Regions from separate parts of the Homo sapiens genome. Here region 2 is linked to region 1. A link is a loop called in an ENCODE intact Hi-C map of the cell type or tissue named here. Cell type or tissue: endothelial cell of umbilical vein. All regions are shown on one strand. Each heading gives the region's core, and the rest is flanking DNA. Links, peaks and the distances in the headings are about the cores only.

What was found. Peaks named below come from ENCODE experiments on the same cell type or tissue, not always from the same donor. Only the 100,000 strongest peaks of a DNase experiment are listed, where the experiment ranks them.
Region 2: a loop joins it to region 1, with 4 times the contacts of the local background. A loop is called at or near these places in 2 of 110 quality-filtered maps.

What each region holds. Positions count from the first base shown.
Region 1 is chr11:63,634,836-63,637,653 of GRCh38, forward strand. It overlaps ATL3 (atlastin GTPase 3), which reads right to left. Exons shown (of 13, transcript NM_015459.5): 9 at 1,372-1,499; 10 at 699-755. It overlaps LNCROPM (lncRNA regulator of PLAAT3 mediated phospholipid metabolism), which reads left to right. Exons shown (of 4, transcript NR_199012.1): 2 at 2,656-2,818. Among named protein-coding and RNA genes, the nearest start is that of LNCROPM, 20 kb to the left of the region's middle. In endothelial cell of umbilical vein, for the core only: a CTCF peak has its summit at 1,228 (motif pointing left); a DNase peak (open chromatin) is centred at 1,196.
Region 2 is chr11:63,211,367-63,214,184 of GRCh38, forward strand. The region is part of intron 7 of SLC22A25 (solute carrier family 22 member 25); the gene reads right to left. Among named protein-coding and RNA genes, the nearest start is that of SLC22A25, 31 kb to the right of the region's middle. In endothelial cell of umbilical vein, for the core only: a CTCF peak has its summit at 1,532 (motif pointing left); no DNase peak of the experiment used is centred there; H3K27me3 peaks cover 50 bases.

The sequences.
Region 1 (2,818 bases), core at 225-2,724:
GCAAGACCACATCCCTATTTTTTTCTTTTAATTAAAAAAATTATAGCCAGGCATGGTGGCTCACCCCTATAATCCCAGCACTTTGGGAGGCCAAGACGGTCGGATTGCTTGAGTCCAGGAGTTGGAGACCAGCCTGGGCAACATGGCTAAACCGATCTCTATTAAAAAATACAAAAATTAGCCAGGCATGGTGGTACATGCCTATAATCCCAGCTACTCGGGAGGCTGAGGTATAAGAATCACTTGAACCCAGGAGGTGGAGGTTGCGGTGAGCCAAGATTGTGCCACTGCACTCCAGCCTTGGCAAGAGTGAGACTCTTGTCTCAAAAAAATAATAAATTAGAAATTATATAAAAATAAAAAAAATAAACAACAGATGACAAGAACTTGCTTGTCTAACATGGTGGGTATGTTTCAACCACGTATAATAAACTGTGCTTCCCAAAGTGTGTTTGGTGAAAAGACTAGGCCCAGTGAGGAGAGGCCATTTCGTTTTAACTGTACCACCATGAATACAAACAAGTGAACTAGAAAAGGTCGCCACACTACTGCAAAATGTGCTAAAAAAAAATTAACAGACCTCAGCATGATGAAAAAGGAGAAAAAGTGCATTCTCTTCCTAAAGAACTCTGCTTATTGTATACAGGTCAACTCAAGTAATTTAAGGGTAGCGTTTAGGATGTCAAATCATTGTTTACCTGAAGCATGGACTTGGGGTGAGGCAGATCTTCTCCTTGATAAATTTTAATATATGCCTTAAAATATAAACATAAAAACTGCTATAAAATGTTATTCAGTCATATCTTACTCATATTTAATTTTTAGAAAGTGACCATACAACTGCATTTTCCTAAAGACTTAGGTCAACAACCAGGAATTAGCAAAAACACACCACACACCTTTGAGTGCATGTTAGCATTTTTAGTTAACTAAAAATGTTCTCAAGCAGCACAAGCCTACAGAGGCTAGGATTCCCATCCAGCTCCCCATGCACGCTGGCCTCACCACTACCTGTGGGCAGAGTGACCATCCGCCTTGAGGTAGTCGTGTCACATCTAGGTGCCGTCTCCTCCTACTCACAGCAACTTCCTAACCACCTCCTGTCCACACCATCTTCCTTGAGGAACAATCTTCCTTTAGTCACAGCTAATTGCTCCTCTAAGAGAGTGCAAAGAACATCCATTTGGTTCTTAGACCGATACTGCCACCCAATGGCCCACTCCTGGAAGGACACCAAGGTCTCTGAAAATGCCTCTCACCATCTCCCCCAGAAAATTTTTAAGTTTCAAAATATTTAAATTCAAGTTGATTTACGAGTGAGATCAGCTTTACCAAAAATCAAACATTTTAATAACTAAAACCCATATTTACCTTAAAATACTCCAGTAGTCCCCGACAGGTGACCTTTGAGCCATTGATCTCCTTTTCCATTAACTTAGATGGGTTTAATACATACGGTATCAGTGCCTGTAACTGCTCTTTGAATTCACCAGCAATATCTGTTCACAGGACGACAAAGAAGGGAAAAATAAGCCAAACAGCCTTATTCAACCAAGGTGAACACACAATGCAGTCTTCCCAGTCTAGTGCTTTTAACATTGGTTGTTAAAAGTGAGAGAGAAGCCGGGCACGGTGGCTCACGCCTATAATCCTAGCACTTTGGGAGGCCGAGGCAGGTGGATTGCCTAAGGTCAGGAGTTCGAGACCAGCCTGACCAACATGGTGAAACCCCGTCTCTACTAAAAATAGAAAAACTAGCCAGGCGTGGTGGCAGGTGCCTGTAATCCTAGCTACTCAGGAGGCTGAGGCAGGAGAATCTCTTGAACCCAGGAGGAGGAGGTTGCAGTGAGCCAAGATTGCACCATTGCACTCCAGGCTGGGAAACAAGAGTGAAACTCCATCTCAAGAAAAAAAAAAAAAAAGTGGGAGAGAAGAAGGGGTCTGAGACTATGTTTTGACACTTTCTGGCTATGACCAAGTTGCTGACAGATCTCTGTCCCAATGTACCTTCATTTTTCTCCTTCCCCACTGTAGTAGAAAGTCTTCTCTAGTTCAAAATAGAATACTATATATGCAGAATATCTTTACCTTGGTTTTCATTCTGGGATATCTGGTCTACTCCCTAGCCTTTCAAGAAATTTCACTTTTTAAAGAATTTGATGGCCGTGCGTGGTGGCTCACGCCTGTAATCCCAGCACTTTGGGAGGTCAAGGCGGGTGGATCACGAGGTCAGGAGTTCCAGACCAGTCTGGCCAAGATGGTGAAACCCCGTCTCTACTAAACATACAAAAATTAGCCGGGGGTGGTGGCGGGCACCTGTAATCCCAGCTACTCGGGAGGCTGAAGCAGAGAATAGCTTGAACCCGGAAGGCAGAGGTTGCAGTGAGCCGAGATCGCACCACTGCACTCCAGCCTGGGCAACAGAGTGAGACTCCATCTCAGAAAAAAAAAAAAAGAATTTCATTAACAGGGTCTTCAACAAGTCAATTTTCAACCTCTCAAGTTGTCTCAGGCCTTTGCCATGCCCTCACACTACTACTCCTTTAAATCAATTAGAAATCACTGGTCATTGATTTATTCTTGTTAATTTTTTTAATGTTAAAAGAAGTAGAAGTACCTGTGCCTCATTATATTTATTTTCTATTATCTCCTCAGAGACCCTCGGAACCACCCCAAAATGAAAAGACCACTAACTCAAGAAAGGTGACAGATTCTCTGCAGCTTCTACAAGGTTCCCACAGAGGGATCAGTACAGCCATTAAATAGAGCTCTTTCCTCAAAGTAAGAATTATTAGCTGGTCCAACTATGAAGACACAG
Region 2 (2,818 bases), core at 208-2,707, 420 kb before region 1:
AAGGCCACTGTGACTATCCATGCCATAGTACCCAACCCTTACACAATGTTGGGACAGATTCCTGCTGAGGCCACGTGGTTCACATGTCTGGACTTAAAGGATGCCTTCTTTTGTTTGAAGCTTGCTCCCCAAAGTCAGCCTATATTTGCCTGCCAGTGGGGGCAATTGCAATATGCCTGGACAAGGCTGCCGCAAGGGTTTAAGAATTCTCCTACCATTTTTGGTGCTGGGAAAATTGGCTAGCCATATGTAGAAAGCTGAAACTGGATCCCTTCCTTACACCTTATACAAAAATTAATTCAAGATGGATTAAAGACTTAAATCTTAGACCTAAAACCTTAAAAACCCTAGAAGAAAACCTAGGCAATACCATTCAGGACATAGGCATGGGCAAGGACTTCATGTCTAAAACACCAAAAGCAATGGCAACAAAAGCCAAAATTGACAAATGGGATCTAATTAAACTAAAGAGCTTCTGCACAGCAAAAGAAACTACCATCAGAGTGAACAGGCAACCTACAGAATGGGAGAAAACTTTTGCAATCTACTCATCTGACAAAGGGCTAATATCCAGAATCTACAATGAACTCAAACAAATTTACAAGAAAAAAACAAACAACCCCATCAAAAAGTGGGCGAAGGATATGAATAGACACTTCTCAAAAGAAGACATTTATGCAGCCAAAAGACACACGAAAAAATGCTCATCATCACTGGCCATCAGAGAAATGCAAATCAAAACCACAATGAGATACCGTCTCACACCAGTTAGAATGGCGATCATTAAAAAGTCAGGAAACAACAGGTGCTGGAGAGGATGTGGAGAAATAGGAACACTTTTACACTGTTGGTGGGACTGTAAACTAGTTCAACCATGTGGAAGACAGTGTGGCGATTCCTCAGGGATCTAGAACTAGAAATACCATTTGACCCAGCCATCCCATTACTGGATATATACTCAAAGGATTATAAAACATGCTGCTATAAAGACACACGCACACGTATGTTTATTGTGGCACTATTCACAATAGCAAAGACTTGGAACCAACCCAAATGTCCACCAATGATAGACTGGATTAAGAAAATGTGGCACATACACACCATGGAATACTATGCAGCCATAAAAAATTATGAGTTCATGTCCTTTGTAGGGACATGGATGAAACTGGAAACCATCATTCTCAGCAAACTATCACAAGGACAAAAAACCAAACACCACATGTTCTCACTTATAGGTGGGAATTGAGCAATGAGAACACATGGACGCAGGAAGGGGAACATCACACACTGTGGTCTGTTGTGGGGTGGGGGAGGGGGGAGGGATAGCCTAATGTTAAATGATGAGTTAATGAGTGCAGCGTACCAACATGGCTTATGTATACATATGTAACAAACCTTCACGTTGTGTACATGTACCCTAAAACTTAAAGTATAATTTAAAAAAAAAAAAATTCTACCATTTTTGAGGCGGCCTTGGCCACAGATCTTGAGGCTTTTGCACCACCTAGTGACAATTGTGTGCTATTACAATACATTGATGATTTGTTATTCACTGTCCCCATGAGGGAGGAATGCCTCCAAGGAATAGAGAGGCTTCTTCACCTGCTGTGTGAAGCTGGTTATAAAGTGTCCAAGGACAAGGCAAAAGTCTGTTTTTGAGAGGTTGGATATCTATGATTCATGGTATCCCAAGGCCAGCCCAGGCTTGGAAGTGCACACAAGGAGGCTGTATGTGCATTGCCCACCCCAGTTACAAGTGGCAGGTCAGGGAATTTCTAGGTGTGGCAGGATTCTGCCGAATCTGGATTCCAAACTTCTCCCTTATAGCAAGGCTCCTCCCTTATATGAGGCTATCAAAGGAAAGGAAAGAGAGCCCCTCCTATGGGAAAAGGAACAGGAAAAGGCCTTCAAGGATATAAAGGAAGCTCTCATCCAGGCCCCAGCACTTGGGTTGCCAGATGTAAAAAAAGCCCTTCTTTTTGTATGTGGATGAATGAAAGGGAATGGCAGTGGGAGTCTTAACTCAGTTGTTGGGCTGTTGGCATCAGCTGGTAGCTTACTGGACCTTCATGGCCTTAGGTTGGCCCAATGCCTCAGGGCATTGGTGGCTACCACAATCCTTATAGAAGATGCCAACAAGCTAGCCCTAGGTCAGAAGTTAATAGTTCGGGTGCCACACGCTGTAGTCACCTTAATGGAGCCAAGAGGACATCGTTGGCTGTCCAATTCTAGAATGCTAAAGTATCAAGGACTTCTGTGTGAAAATCCCCAGATAACACTAGAGACTATAAATACCTTGAACCCAGCTACCCTGCTGTCTGTGGAGAAACCCGATTGGAAGGGCAGTGGGTTGCCTCACTGCTGGCAGGACCTTCCCCACTGTTGCATAAATATGGTGGACGAAGTGTTCTCGAGCCGGGAAGATCTCAGAGATACCCCCTTGGAGAGGCCAGATGTTGAATACTTCACTGATGGTAGCAGTTTCATAACAGATGGGGTGCGATATGCAAGGTATGTAGTAGTGATCCAACACTCGGTAGTCGAGGCTCAAGCCTTACCTTCTGGGACTTCCACTCAGAAGGCTGAATTAAAAGCCTCAGAAGGAGGAGTACATGGAAAATTTAATTTAACCAACTGTTGCCAAGAAATTGATGATAATGGCTTAGCTGTCATGGAAATCACAGCTAGAATGAACAAGTTGGTCCATGTTCCAGTTCAGATTTGGTCCAGGTGGTCCCCAGATTCCTTGTTTGGAGGATGGTTCTTAGCTTTTGGAGGATTCAAAACCCTCTGGTGGGTTCTTGCTTATTCTTGGTAT